3 separate regions of the Homo sapiens genome follow, and all the other regions are linked to region 2. The links are chromatin loops, found by intact Hi-C in ENCODE. Cell type or tissue: Calu3. All regions are shown on one strand. Each heading gives the region's core, and the rest is flanking DNA. Links, peaks and the distances in the headings are about the cores only. Region 1 has its middle 140 kb from the start of IL1RAPL2. Region 2 has its middle 65 kb from the start of ESX1. Region 3 overlaps IL1RAPL2 (interleukin 1 receptor accessory protein like 2).

Evidence for each region. Peaks named below come from ENCODE experiments on the same cell type or tissue, not always from the same donor. Only the 100,000 strongest peaks of a DNase experiment are listed, where the experiment ranks them.
Region 1: it touches region 2 in a loop (8-fold over the local background); 3 of 110 quality-filtered maps call a loop at or near these places.
Region 3: it touches region 2 in a loop (2.6-fold over the local background); 3 of 110 quality-filtered maps call a loop at or near these places.

What each region holds. Positions count from the first base shown.
Region 1 is chrX:104,427,576-104,434,114 of GRCh38, forward strand. No RefSeq gene overlaps it. Among named protein-coding and RNA genes, the nearest start is that of IL1RAPL2, 140 kb to the right of the region's middle. In Calu3, for the core only: no CTCF peak of the experiment used is centred there; a DNase peak (open chromatin) is centred at 4,986.
Region 2 is chrX:104,316,281-104,322,819 of GRCh38, forward strand. No RefSeq gene overlaps it. Among named protein-coding and RNA genes, the nearest start is that of ESX1, 65 kb to the left of the region's middle. In Calu3, for the core only: no CTCF peak of the experiment used is centred there; a DNase peak (open chromatin) is centred at 2,621.
Region 3 is chrX:104,712,762-104,717,761 of GRCh38, forward strand. The region is part of intron 2 of IL1RAPL2 (interleukin 1 receptor accessory protein like 2); the gene reads left to right. Among named protein-coding and RNA genes, the nearest start is that of IL1RAPL2, 150 kb to the left of the region's middle. In Calu3, for the core only: no CTCF peak of the experiment used is centred there; no DNase peak of the experiment used is centred there.

The DNA.
Region 1 (6,539 bases), core at 858-5,857, 110 kb after region 2:
AGGTTAACTAAAATAAATAGGCCTGCTCGTTCAAGTGCACATGGTGAGCATATTCTTAGGAAATGAAATTATCCATTTTTGTTTCCCAGGTAAGAATTAATTTATAGAAAGAATCCACCAGCAGAAAATTTTTTTTAATACTCGGTTTAAGTAGGTACCAATTCCTTAGAAATTTTCTCAGTAACCAGGAAGAAAGTTCCTATATTATTATGCCAGTGTAATAGACCAGCATGTTAGTCACTTAAGTCTAGAGGAAATGAATTTATTACAGTGTAATCTGTGCTATTAAGTACTCGGGGATCACCATTAAGCTATAAATCAGTGTCACTGTTGATTCAGGGGAAAAAAAAACCAGTAACGAGTCTTCACAGGTTTTTCTCACAGACCCACAGGAATCTAGAAAAAATGAGAAAAACCTCAACCTTGGGGTTTAATGTACATGCAATATGACTGCTATATAAGGAAGAATAAAAGTCCCTTCAGGGTAGTATATTTTAACTCCAATTACATGCAGTAGTTCCCCTTAATCTGTGGAGGATGCATTCCAAGGCCACCAGTGAATGCCTGAAACCATGGCTATATATATATATATATATATATATATACTGTTTTTTTTTTCTGATACATACATCCCTATTGATAAAGTTTAGTTTATAAATTAGGTACAGTAAGAGATAACAACAATAGGTAATAATAAAATATCACATAAATCAATGATAACATTATGCCAGCATCACTGCTTTTTTGCTTTGGGGCCATTATTAGGTAAAATAAGTGCCACTTGAACACAAGCACTACAATATCTCTACAGTTGATCTGATCACTGAGATGACTACTAAGTGACTAATAAGTAGACAGCATGGATGTGCTGGACAGAGGGAGGATTCATGTACTGGATATGGTGGAGCAGGGCTGCCTGAGATTTCATAATGCTTCTCAGAAAAAGTGTCCAATTTAGGCCAGGTGCAGTGGCTCATGCTTGTAATCCCAGCACTTTGGGAGGCCGAGGCAGGAGGGTCACCTGAGTTCAGGAGTTCGAGACTAGCCTGGCCAACATGGCGAAACCCTGTCTCTACTAAAAATACAAAATTGGCTGGGTGTGGTGGCGTGCGCCTGTGATCCCAGCTACTCGGGAGTCTGAGGCAGGAGAATCACTTGAACCTGGGAGGCGGAGGTTGCAGTGAACCGAGATGGCACCATTGCACTCCAGCCTGGGCAAAAATAGCGAAACTCCATCTCAAGAAAAAAAAAAAAGTGTCCAACTTAAAACTTATGAATTGTTTGTTTTTGGAATTTTCTACTTAATATTTTTGGACCACAAGTTGACTGTAGGTAACTGACACCATGGCTAATGGGGGATGTCATATATATGGATTTGTAAGAAATCTATTGTGTAATTGTATTTGAGGACAAAATGTTTTATAATGTGCTTAAGAGGTTCGCAATGAAGAAATGACAAAACCCTTTACAGAACTCAAGCTCCAAAATAAAATAATGGTCAAAATACAGTTTTGTAGCAAAACTTTATCAAAAATGTGGAGTGGAGCAAGGTTATTATTTAGTACTTTACCTTGTATAATTGGGATAGAGAAAGAATCACAGGTACCAGTAGATGTGTGATTGCATGGACTTCACTGAATTGCTAAATTGGCTTCATGAAATGAAGGCACATGGTTCATAAAGAATAATGGTTAAGAAGTATTGAGAGCTTAGTGAGTTTAAGACACTCTTCTACATGTATCACCTCATTTAAGCCCCACAACAACTTTATGCTATGATTAAGTACTATTATCCCCATTTTACATTATTGTCCTCATTTTACATAAGAGGTAACTAAAGTTTATAAAAGACATCCAGGTTTACACACAATTAGCAAGGGGTGGAGCTAGGATCCAAACCCACGCAGTCTGATTTTGTGTTCATAACCACCACATAGGAATAGGGGCTGCTGCTCTTCCCACTCTACTGGAGGGAACGTTATAGATCAATTCAGACCAAGTCCATCCTACTCCTCCATATCTGTATCGTGGAGATGGAGAACCATAAAGTTCTACTTGGTATCACTTGTCACCGTTGTGATTTTACTGTGAGTGGTGAGATTTTTGGGGTTAATGTCTGTCTCTCACATAAGCGTGGAAATCAGTAGCCCAAGGACTGTGACTACTGCCGGGATAAGAACTCATGTTCAAATATAGGAAGAGTATCCTAAGTCTTTATTTATTGCCAAAATAAATATGCAAATAAATAAGTAAAGAAAAGAAACCAGCTCATATGTGCTTGGGTCCTGCCCTTTTGCATACCAAATTAGGGATTGATATGTCAGGGTACTTCTGGGGCTTTAGGGAGTAAGGAGATGGAGGTGGCTTGGTCTTCATGTCAGAAGGGTGTAGCAGGTATGGGGGTTCTGAGGACAGGGAAGTGCTTGCCAAATGTGTTTCTGTCCCTGGGCTGTGCTAATCCCTGTTGTCTGGAAGGACAGCCTGATTCCAAGTCTCAGTGGAAGCTGGCAGCCAAGCCCCAAGTTCAAATGGATTCTAAGATGTCCCTGCTCACTGCACAGGCTTCAAGGTTAATGGGCAGATGGGAGTAGGAAGAAGGGCAGGAGAAATGTGCTTGGAGGGAACAAGAACTGGGAGCAAAGAGCTTTTGATGCAGTCCAGCAGGGAGCACGTCCTCTGAGCTTCTTCCTTTTTCCCACACCATCCCTCAGAACCTCCGCCTCCCCCTTCCAGCTCTGACTAGCCCTTTTTCCTTTGTTAAAGGGGATCTTTTAGAACCAGTTCATAAGGAGGTGGAAATTCAGCTGCAATTGGAACAATTAGTCTTGGTTGACACCCCTGCTCATCTTTGGGCACTTAGAGAAAAGAGATAAAATGGTGAGCCCTGAGCTTTAAATCTTTTTATGCAATCAGGCTGCTTTAAAAAAAAGGAAGCCATTATTTTTAGGTTTGTCATGTTTGTCTCACCATGATAAAGTGAACCATCTAACTCAAACTGAGGCCAGAGAACGAGCCCAGTGCAGCTGTCAAAAAGGCTTGGGAAAAAGGAGAAAAAATAGTTTTCACGTGCTGTTCCTTCTGTCTGGAATGCTCTTTCCCCACCTCTTGAGATTGCAACTCAATTGTCACTTCTTAAGGGAAGGATTTCTAATTGTGTGCCCCCTCCTTCCTTCAAGGTCACAGTCTCCTATTACCTGTTTTCCAAGAATGATATAATTCTCCTTGGTATCATCTGTCACGGTTGTGATTTTACTCTTACTGGTGAAATTCTTTGGATTAGTGTCTGTCTCCCACATTTGATTTGAAGTTTCACAAAGGCAGGGACTTCCCTCCTCACCTACAGGATCCCTAGTGTTGATGTAATATCTGGCACACATAAGGTGAACAGTAATGATTTGCTGACTAGATGAATGACTCATTAAACAAGATCCAGCATATCAAAGTAGTTTATTTTGCACTATTTCCTCCTTCAACAGAGACAGTATAGTATATGAAGGTAGCTCTGGAGTGAGAATAGTTGGGTTCAAATCCCAGTTTTGGCATTTACTAGTTGTTTAACCTTGGCAAAATTACTTCAGGTCTCTGTCTCAGTTTCCTTATCTGTAAAATGGGGAGAAGACCTTTGTCATAGCACTGTTGTGAGGACTCCATGAATTAATACATGTGAAGCATGTGCTTGGCATACTTATTACATTCAATCAATGTGAGCTGTTATTTTATTAAAGCCCTTGCTTCAGACCACACTGAGCAATTGCCTGCAGCTGCTCGTTATACAAATTATGCCTTCTGACACCAGTGGCAGAGATATTGCACTGCGTTTTAATTCATACACCTAGGGTCCAATCCTGATCCCCTACATTCTCTGTTTCACTCCATTACTTGATTTGATGTCACTGAGGCTGGCAGTGAAGGGATCCTTTGCTTTTCAAGGAGAAGTAAACAAGAGAGTGAAGCATAAATCCATTAGCTTCCTAGGCTACCTCGGTTGCAAAGCGGTAAAATGAAATAAGTGTCTTCTGTGTTGCACTTTGAAGTAACAGGAAAATAAGTGACCTGTCAACCACTAATTACTCAGCAGATCACCAATGAGGGGCTCTAGCTTCCATGAGATTGCCTCAGAGCCAGCTAGGTGCTTGTGGTTCAGTACATCAGCCACTATGTTAGTCAATGAAGAGTAATTGAGTGAAGCAAGGGATTCCCATTTATTTGGTGCAGAGATTATGCATGAGGTTATAAGACTTTGAAACAAATACCCGATGATTAGGAGGAAGTTGTGAGCTCTGATCTGGCCACCAGTGAGCAACTGTGGTGGGTATCCTATCCACAGACCCGAAAATCCTCGTCTCCTTGGCCCTTTGTACATTGTTGATGGGAAAGGCTCTGTTTTGTTTTCTTATGCTCATGTTGTATCTAGAGATTTTAGGATAAGGATCTGTTTTTCTGCTTCCTCTGGGTGTAGCAGCTTGGACTTTTCTTTGAGGAGAGCCTTATGGCTCTAAACTCAGGTTCTGGAATGAGAGAGCCGGTGTTTGACTTCTAGTGTCATCACTTAGGAGTTCTGTCACCTTGTAATGCCACCTAACCTCTCTGTTCCAGTTTTCTCATTGGCAAAATGACCCCAATCTTAAAGGTTGTCGTGAAGATTAAATGAATTAGTACATGTAAAGCATTAGCATGCCAATTCAAATAGAGTTAATGGTCAACAAATTATGATTATTAGTGGTAGTTGTATTTGCTGCTTCTTTTTGATATAACTATATGGCCATCTCTGTGTTAAAAGCTTTACATACATTATCTTGTTTAGCCCTCTCAATCTTGCCTTTGAGTTAGGTATTATTCTTTTCTCCATTTTACAGATGAGAAAGAGATTAAATTGTTTGTCCAGGGTCATGAAACCAGTGAGTCAGAGCTTCTGCTCTTTGCCACTACATGCGGAAGAAGGAAGGAGATGTAGAGGAGGGAGGGCCATCAATCAAGTCTCTAGGCAAGATGTTTGCTCTGTCCTCGGGAAAGACAGAAAGGAAGTCCAAGGACCCTGGGCAGTGAGCTGCCCCCACCTGAGCAAAGAACGCAGCATGCCACCTGGCTTCCCTAACACTTATACTTATTGTCACCATGGTAATTGGTCCTAATGGCATGGAGCTACCTACCCCCTTTTCTTCCTGACTCCAGAGTGAGGCAAACAAATATCAGTATAGCCCAGTGACTCAAAGAAGGGCCTCTGGATTCATGCTGCTGTGGTTCAATCTGATAGCTTTTTGAGTGATCTTGAACATTCAATCAACTCTCTAGGCCAGTAGTTTTCAAAGTGTGTTCTGAAGATCCAAGGAAGTCCGTGAAGTCCAAACAATTTCTGTAATAACAGTAAGAACTTACTTGCTTGTTTCATTTCTATTCCCTCATGAATATACAGTGAAGATTTGCAGAGGCCCCATGATGAATGATGATTTCATCACTCTGATGGCTAATGGAGTGTGTGCTTGTGTGTTCTTGGGTTTTAAAAACTTCAGTTTTAATTTCTAAGTTGCAAAGTATTGAGATACATATAATATTCCACATAAACAGAAGCTTGTTGGGGTTCTCCAAGATTTTTATAAGTTTAAAGTGGCCTTAACATCAAAGAGTTTGAGGATCACTGCTCTGGGCTTTAGTTTGTTCTATAGGTTATGTATAATAACAGTATCAACCTTATAACATTGTTAGAATTAAATAAGATAATGCACATCAAGCTCCTTGCCAATTGCCTGGCATATAGTAGGTGCTCAGTAAATGGTAATAATTTTCAATGCCGTTATTGATTTACTTTGTTCTGCGTTTGCTGAGGCTCTGCAGCTAACTGCCTTGGAAACCACAAAGAGGAGTGCATATGTTTATTTGTTGGTGATCACATTGCTGGGTACAGTGGAAAAACATGTAAGAGCTTTCAATCTGTTTGGAGATACAGGACTTGTGAAACAACATCAAAGCAGGTAAGATGAAATGTAAATTAGATCGAGTAGAGTATAAGTGCAAAACTGAACTGAGCAAGACACTTCTGCACTTACATTTTGTAGGAGTTTGGAGAAAAGGGAGACTGAAACGAGAGATGGATGGCAGACTGACTGGGTGCCACGTGTCCCTGAAATGTCCTAACCATACTCAATAAGAGTGTGTGCCTTCTCAGGGAGTCTATAGGGCATGTGCCAGGCCCTTAATATCTACACTGAAAATGGCGTGTTCATTTCCAGGAATACTCTGGTGCACTTTAACAAAACAAAAACCAAATTCCTACTTCTGAAATCCTTTTATCAGAAAATGCAGGGATTTGGAGTCAGCTGACCTGTGCCAAATCCTGATTCTGTTACTTCAGTGGCTGTGGGAGCTGGGGCATGTCCAGTCAGCATATGGAATCTTGAGATCCTGATGTGACAAATGGGGTGGTACTAATACCAGTCCTGCCTAGACTTGGCCCCCAATGTAAGGGGAACAAATGAGATCGTGTAGGCGATGCCACTTTGCACATTCTGAAGCACTAAATGAATGTGCAATGGTGTCACCACA
Region 2 (6,539 bases), core at 686-5,685:
CACCCACCACCACGTCCAGCTAATTTTTGTATTTTTAGTAGAGACGGGGTTTCACCATGTTGGCCAGGCTGGTCTCAAACTCCTGGGCTCAAGTGATTGACCCACCTTGGTCTTCCAAAGTGCTGGAATTACAGGCGTGAGCTACCATGCCTGGCCTGTAGGCTTTTTCTTATTGTTTTTCCTAGGGTAATATTAAAATGAATTTGTATTCCAAGAACACACATCTGAGGACATAGGGTATTCAAAGGCATTGGGGGAAGCCTCACTGAGATTAAAATTTTCCTTTAGATAATTTGTGGGTTGATGTGCAACAAGCGTCATGAGGCGAGAATGTATAGATAATTAAGATGTGAGTTTTATCTGCCTTGGGCTGTTTATGATCATACTTGTCTCCCAGATATACTTGGTGAATTGGATATCAACCCTCTCATCATAAATTATCAGTGAATCCTGCCCAGGACTCTGAGGATGCCACAAGTGGGGAAGCAGGAGGAAGACTTCTGCTTTTCTCTTTCCAAGTCTTGTGGTCGTTAAAGTTTGATATCCATTAATGCATAAGTGTCATCACCCCGCTGAAAATGCAGCTCTTCTGTATGTGTTTTGATTACCTTGTCAGAGGCCAGGCAGAGAGAGGTTGAACAGCAGTGCTGCTCCTGCACTGTTATTTCTGCTTCCATTACTTGTCCCATCTGTCAGTTTCAGGAACATTCATATCTATGGAGCCATTATTTTTAGTGCTGTAATTATCTTGGATGTCTAAAAACACAGTGTATCATGTTGGTCACATCATGGGTTGTAAAAAAGGTAGGTAGCCTTTCAAGGGGTGTAGGTTTATGGAACACGTTCCCAACACACTTGGGCGTGTGGCAGATTAAATGGGTACATTTCTTTGTCTCTTAAGAGTCAGCCTCTGAAGCAAGTCCCTAATGTTTGCTCTGGCCTTAAAATGTGCTTTATTTTTTTACTTTTATTTTTATTTCTTTGAGACACAGTCTAGGTCTGTCATCCAGGCTGGAGTGCAATGGCGTGATGTTGGCTCACTGCAGCTTCTGCCTGCTGCGTTCAAGTGATTCTCGTGCCTCAGCCTCCCCAGTAGCTGGGATTACAGGTGCATACCACCATGCCCAGCTAATTTTTGTATTTTTAGTAGAGACAGGGTTTCACCATGTTGGCCAGGCTGGTTTTGAACTCCTGACCTCAGGTGATCTGCCTGCCTCGGCCTCCCAAAGTGCTGGGATTACAGGTGTGAGCCACTGCGCCCAGCCCAAATGTGCTTTAAAACTTTCTCATCATCTCCTACTCCTCATAGGCTTTTTAGTTTACCCATCACTCAACCTGCCTCTCGATTTGATCTTCCTGGCCTGTGCCCTGTGTGCTAATCTCATCTTCCCGATGGGTAGGAACCACAATAATAGGTAACCTGTATTGGGTATTTACTCTGTGCCAAGCACCTTACAAACCTTATCTTACTTAGTCCTCTCACAGCAACCCTACAAGGTGGATATCATTGCTGTTCCCATTTAACAGAGGAGGAAACTGAAGAATAGTAAGTAACTTGCTCTAAGGCTACACAGCTAGTACTTTCTAGAGCTGGGATTTTGGTGCTGACTCCAGTGCACATGCTCTTTTTTGTTTGTTTTTGATGGGTTTCTTTTGATTTTTTAATTTTTTTTTTTACAAATTATAATTGTATACAATGATGGGATACACAATGATGTTATGATATATGTATGCTGCATTAGTCCATTTGCATTGCTGTAAAGGAATACCTGATGCTGGGTAATTTATAAAGAAAGAGTTTTATTTTGGCTCATGGTTCTGTAGGCTGTACAAGCAACATGACACTGGCAGACCTCAGAAAACTTAAAAGGAGGAACCTGCCATATCACTTGGTGAGAACAAGCAAGAGAGAGAAGGGGGAAGTCCAAGACTTTTAAACAACAGATCTTGTGTGAACTAACTGAGGGTGAGCTAGAACTCACTCATCACCAAGGGATGGCTCTAAGCCATTCATGAGGGATCTGCCTCTAAGAAAGAAATACCCCCACCAGGCCTCACCTCTGACACTGGGGATTACATTTCACCATGAGATTTTAGGGGACAAACATCAAACCATATCACATACAGTGTGGAATGATAGAATCAATCTAAATTACATACCTATCACCTTAAATACTTATCAGGTATTCCTCCCGTCTTACTGCAGCTTTGTAACCTTTGATTGACATCTCTTCATTCCCCCAATGCCCCAGTCTCTGATAACTCCTCTCTGCTTCTGTGAGTTCCATTGTTGTAGATTCCACATGTAAGTGAGAGCATGTGGTTTTTGTCTTTCTGCCAGTGCATTTGCTCGTAACTACTGTTCTACTGCATTCAAATAACAATGCCTAACATTTACTGAGTGCCTACCTTTTGGCTAAGCACTGGGCTAAGCTCTTTGTATGTATTAGCTCACTTGCTTAATCCTCTTAATGATCCTGTAAAGTAGGTTTTATTATGAGCCGTGATTTTCAGAAAAAGAGACTGGGGCACAGAGATGTTAAATAACTTACCTGAGTCACACCATTCAACAGTGCCAGACGGAAGTAACCTTTGGACACAGAGCACTCTGGCTCCAGAGTCTACACTGTTAGTCACTCTCTTATACTGCCTTCCAGCTGTCTGCTGGGGCAAGGCAGAGGATGTGTGGTGTGTTCCTTTGGGTGTGTTCCTTTTGGGAGACAGTGGGGAGGGAGAGGTAACAACTGCAATTCACTTCCTGCCAATTGTTACCTTGTGAGAATCAAAGCTACCAGTTTTTAAGAGAGGCCCCAGATCTGGATCTTTATATAAAATTTCCTTATTTTAAATATTGGGAACACATTCCAATTTTTAAAAAGCAGTATGCCCAATTAAAAACAATCTGTCGATAGGAAGCAGTAACTTATAGTTAAGGATATTTATTAAGTACTACTTATGAATACCGTGCTAATTCTAGGTATTATTATTCAGTGTAAGCCTATAGACTCCCCATTTTATGTATTAATTCTCAGCGTTGTTAAAAAGAAACGGGCAGCTGTGGTGGCCCACGCCTGTAATCCCAGCAGTTTGGGAGGCCGAGGCAGGCAGATTGCTTGATCTCAGGAGTTAGAGACCAGCCTGGGCAACATAGCAAAACCCCATCTCTACAAAAAAAAAATGAAGAAATTAGCTGGGCATGGTGGCAGGTGCCTGTGGCCCAAGCTACTCAGGAGGCTGAGGTAGGAAGTTCACTTGAGCCTGGGAAATCAAGACTGCAGTGAACTGTGATTGCGCCACTGCACTCCAGCTTGGATGTCAGAGTGACACCCTGTCTCCCTGTCTCAAAAAAAGGAAAAAAGAAAGAAAGAAAGAAAGAAAGAAAGAAAGAAACGGGTTCTCTCCCTGATTTCATCGGTAGCAAATAAGTTTAATTGATGGTTTATGTATATATTTTCTTTTATTTATTTTTATGCATATTTTAGAGTTGAATTTCTCAGTGAAGCTGTAAGACTGTTGGAAGAAAAATGTAAACTTTCAGAATTTAATATACCAGGGATGTGTGTTAAATTCTCTTACCTTTTTTCCAGATGTGAATAATTTGTAGGTAGAAATATTTATTTATGTAAACCTTGACCGCAGTGAACAAAACACACATACTACACATACCTACACATGTGCACACACATGTGCAGGCAACACTTTTGTGAGCCACATCTGACCCATGGGCTGTCAGTTTGCAACATCTGTTTCAGGGGACATATCTTCCATTCCTTTCTTCTGCCTGTCGTTCCTAACCCATTACCAGGTTGCTAGCAGGCAGTGACCGAAAACATATTGACTTTGTGTGCTCTTGTTCTGGCCTAGATATGTCTCAAACCTGATACCCTCTCTCAGGCCACCTCTGTCAGCTTCCACTAAGAGACTTTCCTGCTGTTTTTCAAACCTGGCATCCAATTCTTTCTCCTTCACAGGGTATTCCCAAATCAGGTGGAAGAGGCTTCCAACCTATCCTAAGCAGTAGCTGTTTCCATACAACAGTTGTCAAAAAAAGGAAATGAAGGTGGAAGAATGGGCCAGCCCAAGGGTTTTGAATCCTAACTGTGTATTAGAATCACCTAGAGATCTTTTAAAAAAGCTGATTCTATAAAAAAATTAAAAGTAAACAGAACAAAATCCTTAAAACAATGCTAGTTCTATAGCTCCAGTCTCAGAAATTCTGATTTAAATACCTTTGGTGGGACCCTGGGCATCAGTATTTTTAAATAAAAGCTCCCCAGGTATTCTAATCTCCAGCAGGGTTGAAAACTGGCTTAACTGATGAATATGTGTTTATTGGAAAGCCAAATACCCACTTTGGGCCGTGATCAATTGCCTTCTTCTTCGCTAAAATCAGAGACTTTTGTAAGGCAAGAAATCAGACTAGGCTAATCACAGCTTTATGTATTGTGCTCTTGCGAACCACACCACTGTTGTTTTTATTTATTTATTTATTTTAAATTTTATTTATTTTTTTTGAGATGGAGTCTCGCTCTGTTTCCCAGGCTGGAGTGCAGTGGTATGATCTCAGCTCACTGCAACCTTTGCCTCCCGGGTTCAAGCGATTCTCCTGTCTCAGCCTCCTGAGTAGCTGAGACTACAAGCTCACAACACCACACCCAGCTAATTTTTATATTTTTGGTAGATACAGGATTTCACCATGTTGGCCAGGCTGGTTTTGAACTCCTGACCTCAGGTGATCCACCCGCCTTGGCCTCCCAAAGTGCTGGGATTATAGATGTGAGTCACCGTGCCCGGACTGCTGTTGTTTTTAATCCTTCCATACTGGCTGGATAAATAGACAAAACATGGGCTGACACGTGTGTATATGATGTTGAGGAGGCTGTGGCAGGAGCTTCTGAAATGGCTCCCAATGATCCCCTCCTCCTGATATTCACACCCTTGTGTAATCCCTTCTCTCCCCTTGTGTGTGGGCTGGACCTAGTGACTTCTTCTAACAAAGAGAATACAGCAAAAGTGATGGTGTCACTTCCATTATTAGGTTTGCAGAAGACTGTGACTTCTGCCTTGCTACTACTCGTTCTCTCTGGCCGTATTTGCTTGTTTGCGCTGATAAAACATGAAATAAGTTGCTATATTGTGAACTGACCAATGGAAAGTTCCACATGGCAAGGAAATGAGGGCAGCTATTGGTCAACAGCCTCTGAAGAACTGAATCCTGCCATTGGCCATGTGAGTGAACTTGGAAGCAGATCTTTTCCTAGTTGAGCCTTGAGATGACTGCAGGCCAGACCAACACCTTGATTTTTGTCTTTCAGAGACTCTGAGCCAAAGGACACACTGCAGCTATGACTGGGTTTCTGATCCACAGAAAAGATGAGATAATAATCAGTGTGTACTGTTTTAAGCCACTAAATGTGGGAGTCATTTGGTACAGCAATAGATAACACACTGTGGGATGATGATGGATTCTGTTTAGAGCAGGAAACTAGAGAGTGGTTCCCCAGCTTTAGAATGCACTGAATTTCCTTGGGTAGCATGAGAAAAATGCAGATTCCTAGGCTTTACCCTCAGGTTTTGATTCAGTAGGTCTGAGATGGGGCTCAGTAGTATGCGTTTTTATCATGGAACTCAGATGTTGCTGATGCAGGTGTTCATTGTGATCACAATTCAAGAACCATCATTTAGGAGGTGCAGAGGCAGAGAACATGTTGGAGGACCAGTGATTATTAAGGCATGTAGACCCAGTGAGGAGTGTTTATAGAAGGATTTTGGATTAATTAGGTAACATGTTGAAAGTAGTACTGAACTTTTAATTGGAAGAAGCTATGACAATCGAAAGATTAGCGTGGTGGGCCAGACACAGTGGCTCACGCCTGTAATCCCAGCACTTAGGGAGGTTGAGGTGAGCGGATCACGAGGTCAGGAGTTACCAGACTGGCCAACATGGTGAAACCCTGTCTCTACTAAAAATAAAAACGTTAAGTTGGCGTGGTGGTGGGTGCCTGTAATCCCAGCTACTCGGGAGGCTGAGGCAGGAGAATCGCTTGAACCTGGAAGGTGGAGGTTGCAGTGAGCCGAGATCTTGCCACTGCACTCCAGCCTGGGTGACAGAGCGAGACTCTGTCTCAAAAAAAAAATACATATATATATATATAAAATATATATTTATATATTTAAGAGGCAGGGTCTCGCTCTGTTGCCCAGACTGAAGTGCAATGGCACAATCATAGCTCACTGCAGCCTCAAACTCCTGGGCTCAAGTGATCCTCCCGCCTCAGCCTCCCAAATAGCTAAGACTATAGGTACGTGCCACCACGCCTTTCTAATTAATTTTTTTTTTCTGCGGAGGGGACCTTGCTATTTTGCCTAGGTTGGTCTGAAACTCCTGCCCCCAAGCGATCCTCCTACCTCAGCCTCCCAAAATGTTGGGATTATAGTCATGAGCCACTGTATCCTAACAGCATGAGACATTTTAAAGGAAATTTCGAGAAGGACTTGATGAGTGACTTTATAGGCAGGAACTGAATAAGAGACATAGA
Region 3 (5,000 bases), core at 1-5,000, 400 kb after region 2:
TGTTGGCAAAACTTTACTAGCCTTTGTAGCAGCCCCTGACCCAGGGGCATCTCTACAAATCCCCTTTGACAGCTGTTTTCATATGCACTGAGAATAGACAAGAAGAGGTAGATTTTGACTGAAACAGGAGGCATTTTGGTGAGAGTTATTTCAAGGAATTTTATTGGGAGGAACTTTTTTTCAGATTGATAATAAAAACAGGTCCATAGGCAAAAGCTTTATAACAGTATTTTAATGGCAAATTAGGTGTGTTTGCATCAGTTCTGTAAGCTTTCAATGCTGGTGTTTTAGGAGACAAATGTCCTACTTTCCTACAGAATTGTCCCTGGTGTTACTATTGGAGAGCAAATTATGTACTGCATGGGCCCTGGGATATCTTTAATTAGTCAGTGACGAAAGCTGGGAAATCTTTCACCAATATTCTTTAACTTTCAGGTTTAGGATGGCTCTAACCTGGCCTGGGTAAAGAATAATGGACTTGGTGACCCTCCAAGGCCACTTCCATTTCAGTGATTCTATTACCTACTTCTGTCAATATTTCTCCACTTCCTCCTCCCCTGCAGAAATGAGAGAAATACAAAGCAATTTGTGATCAGCTTCCCTAACAAGCCCCCTACACAGACCACGAATATGAGCTCAAAGCACATTACTTGAAATTGTTTAAAATGTAATCCCTTCCACCTTACTCTTGTTTTCACTCAGGACAGAGAACTTGTTTTTGAAATTCAGACTCTTATTTCTATACTCAGAGGCATGCAACCACAATCAAGATGGGGTTTGGTTGAATTCAAGTTTTTTAAACCTATTCTTCATGTATAACATCACATCTTTTTATGTGTATATATATATATATGTAGAATTATATGTGTAATAAATTACTTCAGTTAAGTTGTGTGAGGCTAGGGTAGGCTGCAGTAATAATCAACACTCACATTTCAGTGGTTTAACCCAATAGAAGTTTACTTCTTCTGAGAGTCCAGGTTGCTTTCCAGGGAACCCGTTTCCATATAGTGACTCAGGGGCTTAGACTGCTTTGATCTGATAGTTTCAGCCTCATCTCTGAAATGACATATGTTCACTTCCCCTCATGGGCCATTGGTCAGAATTAATTACCTGGCTTTGCCTAAATTTAAGGGGGCAGAGAGAAGCCGAGAAATAAGTCTTCCATGTTTCCAGAAGGAGAGGAGAATTTTTGATATAGGTGAATAATAGGGATATATACAAGTTTAGTGAATGAGTCTGCTTAAGAAAATTTTGAGACTATGGGGTTTTTTTAGATATAGGATCATGACATCTGCAAATAGGGATAGTTTGACTTCCTCTCTTTCTATTTGGGTGCTCTTTATTTCTTTCTCTTGCCTGACTGCCCTGGCCAGAACTTCCAATACTATGTTGAATACGAGTGGTGAGAGAGGGCATCCTGGTTTCATGCCAGTTTTCAAGGGGAATGCTTCCAGCTTTTGCCCATTCAGTATGATGTTGGCTGTGGATTTGTTATATACATGGCTCTCATTATTTTGAGTTATGTTCCTTGATGTGGTTTGGCTCTGTGTCCCCACACAAATCTCACTTTGAATTGTAATAATTCCCACCTGTCAAGGGTGGGACCAGGTGGAAAAAATTGAATCATGGGGGCAGTTTCCCCTATGCTGTTCTCATGGTAATGAGTGAGTTCTCAGGAGATCTGATGGTTTTATAATGGGCTTCCCTCTTCCTTCGGCTCTCATTCCATCTCCTGCCACCCTGTTAAGTGGTGCCTTTTGCTGTGATTGTAAGTTTCTTGAGGTCTCCCTAGCCATGCAGAACTGTGAATCAATTCAACCTCTTTTCTTTATAAAGTATTCTGTCTTGCGTATTTCTTCATAGCAGTGTGAGAATGGACTAATACCTTCCTTTAATGCCTAGTTTATTGAAAGTTTTTAACATGAATAGATGTTGAATTTTCTGAAAGTCTTTGCTGCATCTACTGAGATAATCGTGTGGTTTTTGTCTTTAGCTCTCTTTATGTGATGACTGACATTTGTTGATTTGCATATGTTGAACAAAGCTTGCATCCCAGAGATAAAGCCTACTTGATCATAGTGAATAAGCTTTTTGATGTGCTGCTGGATTCAATTTGCCAGCATTTTGTTGAGAATTTTTGCATTGATATTCATCAAGAATGTTGGCCTGAAGTTTTCTTTTGTTGTAGTATCTCTGCAAGGTTTTGGTAACAGAATGATGCTGACATCATGCAATGAGTTGGGTAGGAGTCCCTTTTCCTCATTTTTTGGGAATATTTTCAGTAAGAATGGTACCAGCTCTTCTTTGCACATCTGGTAGAATTCAGCTGTGAATCTATCTGGTCCTGGGCTTTTTCTCATTGGTAGGCTATTTACTACTAATTAAGTTTTGGAGCTCATTATTGGTCTGTTCAGTAAATCAATCTTTTCCTGGTTCAGTCTTGGGAGGGTATATGTATATGGGAATTTATCCATTTATACCCAGTTTTCTTGTTTGTGTGCATAGAGATGTTCATACTATTCTCTGATGGTTGTTGGTATTTCTGTGGGGGTCTGTAATAATATCCCCTTGTCATTTCTGATTGTGTTTTTTTGAATCTTCTCTTTTTTCTTCATTACTCTAGCTAGTAGTCTATTTTATTTTCTATTTTTTCAAAAAAAAAAAAAAAAACCAGATCCTGGATTAGTTGATCTTTTGAACGGTTTTTGTGTCTCTATCTCCTTCAGTTGAGCTCTGACTTTGATTATTTCTTGTCTTCTGATAGTTTGTCTTAGCCCAAACTCTTCTTAAGCTGATAAACAACTTCACAAAGTCTCAGGATACAAAATCATTGTGCAAAAATCACTAATATTCCTATACACCAACAACAGCCAAGCCACGAACCAAATCAGGAATGAGCTTCTATTCACAATTGCTAAAAAAAAAAAATAATAAAATAAAATGCCCAGGAATACAGCTAACTAGGGAGGTGAAAGAGCTCTACAAGGAGAACTATAACCCACTACTCAAAGAAATCAGAGATGATACAAACAAATGGAAAAACATTCCATGCCTATTGATAGGAAGAATCAATATTGTTAAAATGGCCATACTACCCAAAGCAATTTATAGATTCAATGCTATGCCTATTAAACAACCACTGACATTCTTTACCGAACTAGTGAAAACTATTTTAAAATTCATATGGAATCAAAAAACAGCCTGAATAGCCAAGGTAATCCTAAGAAAAAAGAGCAAAGCTAGAAGCATCACACTAGCCGACTTCAAACTATACTACAAGGCTACACTAACAAAACATCATGGTACTAGTATAAAAACAGACACATAGTCCAATGGAAGAGAATAGAGAACCCAGAAATAAGACCACACACAACTATCTGATCTTCGACAAACTTAACACAAACAAGCAATGGGGAAAAGATTTCCTATTCAATAAATGTTGCTGGGATAAATGACTAACGATATGCAGAAGATTAAAACTAGATCCCTTCCTTACACCACATACAAAGATTAACTAAGATGGATTAAAGACTTAAATGTAAAATCCAGAACTAAAAAACCTGGAAGACAAAATAGGTAATACCATTCAGAACATAGATACGGACAAGGATTTCATGATTGAAGACACCAAAAGCAATTGCAACAAAAGCAAAAATTGACAAATTGGATCTAATTAAACTAAAGAGCTTCTGCACAGCAGAAGAAACTATCAACAGAGTAAACAGATAATCTATGGAATGAAAATATTTGAAAACTATGCATCTGACTAAGGCCTAATATCTAGAATCTATAAGGGGCTTAAATCAACAAGCAAAACACAAACAATCCCGTTAAAAAATAGGCAAAGAACATTAGCAGACACTTCTCAAAAGAAGACATACATCCACCCAACAAGCATATGAAAAAAAGCCCAACATCACTGATTATTAGAGAAATGCAAATTAAAACCACAATGAGATACCATCTCACACCAGCCAAAATGGTTATTATTAAAAAGTCAAAAAATAACAGATGCTGGCAAGTTTGTGGCAAAAAAGGAACACTTATACACTATTGGTGGGAATGTAAATTAGTTCAACCATTGTATGTGACAGTGTGACACTTCCTCAAAGACCTAAAACAGAAATACCATTAGACCCAGCAATCCCATTACTGGGTATATACCTGAAGGAATAGAAATCATTCTGTTATAAAGACACACGCACATGTATGTTCATTTCATCACTATTCACAATAGCAAAGACATGGAATCAACCTAAATGCTGACGAATGATAGACTGGATAAAGAAAATGTGGTACATATGCCATGGAATACTATGCAGCCATAAAAAACAAGATCATTTCCTTTGCAGGGGCATGGATGCAGCTGAAGGCCATTATCCTTAGCAAACTAATGCAAGAACAGAAAACCAAATATTGCATGTTTTCACTTATGATTGGGAGCTAAATTATGAGAACACATGGACACATAGAGGGGAACAAGACACATTGGGGCCTATCAGAGGGTGGAGGTTGAAAGGAGGGAGAGGATCAGGAAAAATAAATAATGGGTACTAGGTTTAATACCTGAGTGATGAAATAATCTGTATAGCAAACCCTGTATTACTTCATTGACAGAACCCCCATGACAGAAGTTTATCTATGTAACAAACCTGCACATGTACCCCTGAACTTAAAAGTTAAAAAAAAAAAAAAAAAAGAACATTTTGATTCCTTCTTTTATGGTCTTTATCCAAGGGTTCATACAAAAATGGGAAGGTAGGCCTATTTATTTGTAAGTTTTCAAAACTGAATTGAGCTGAGTTGCCTGAGGAGGGGGGGCAGACACTCAATCAACAAACACATTCTTTTTTTTAATTATTATACTTTAAGTTTTAGGGTACATGTGTACAACGTGCAGGTTTGTTACATATGTATACATGTGCCATGTTGGTGTGCTGCACCCATTAACTCGTCATTTAGCGTTAGGTATCTCTCCTAATGCTATCTCCCCCCCC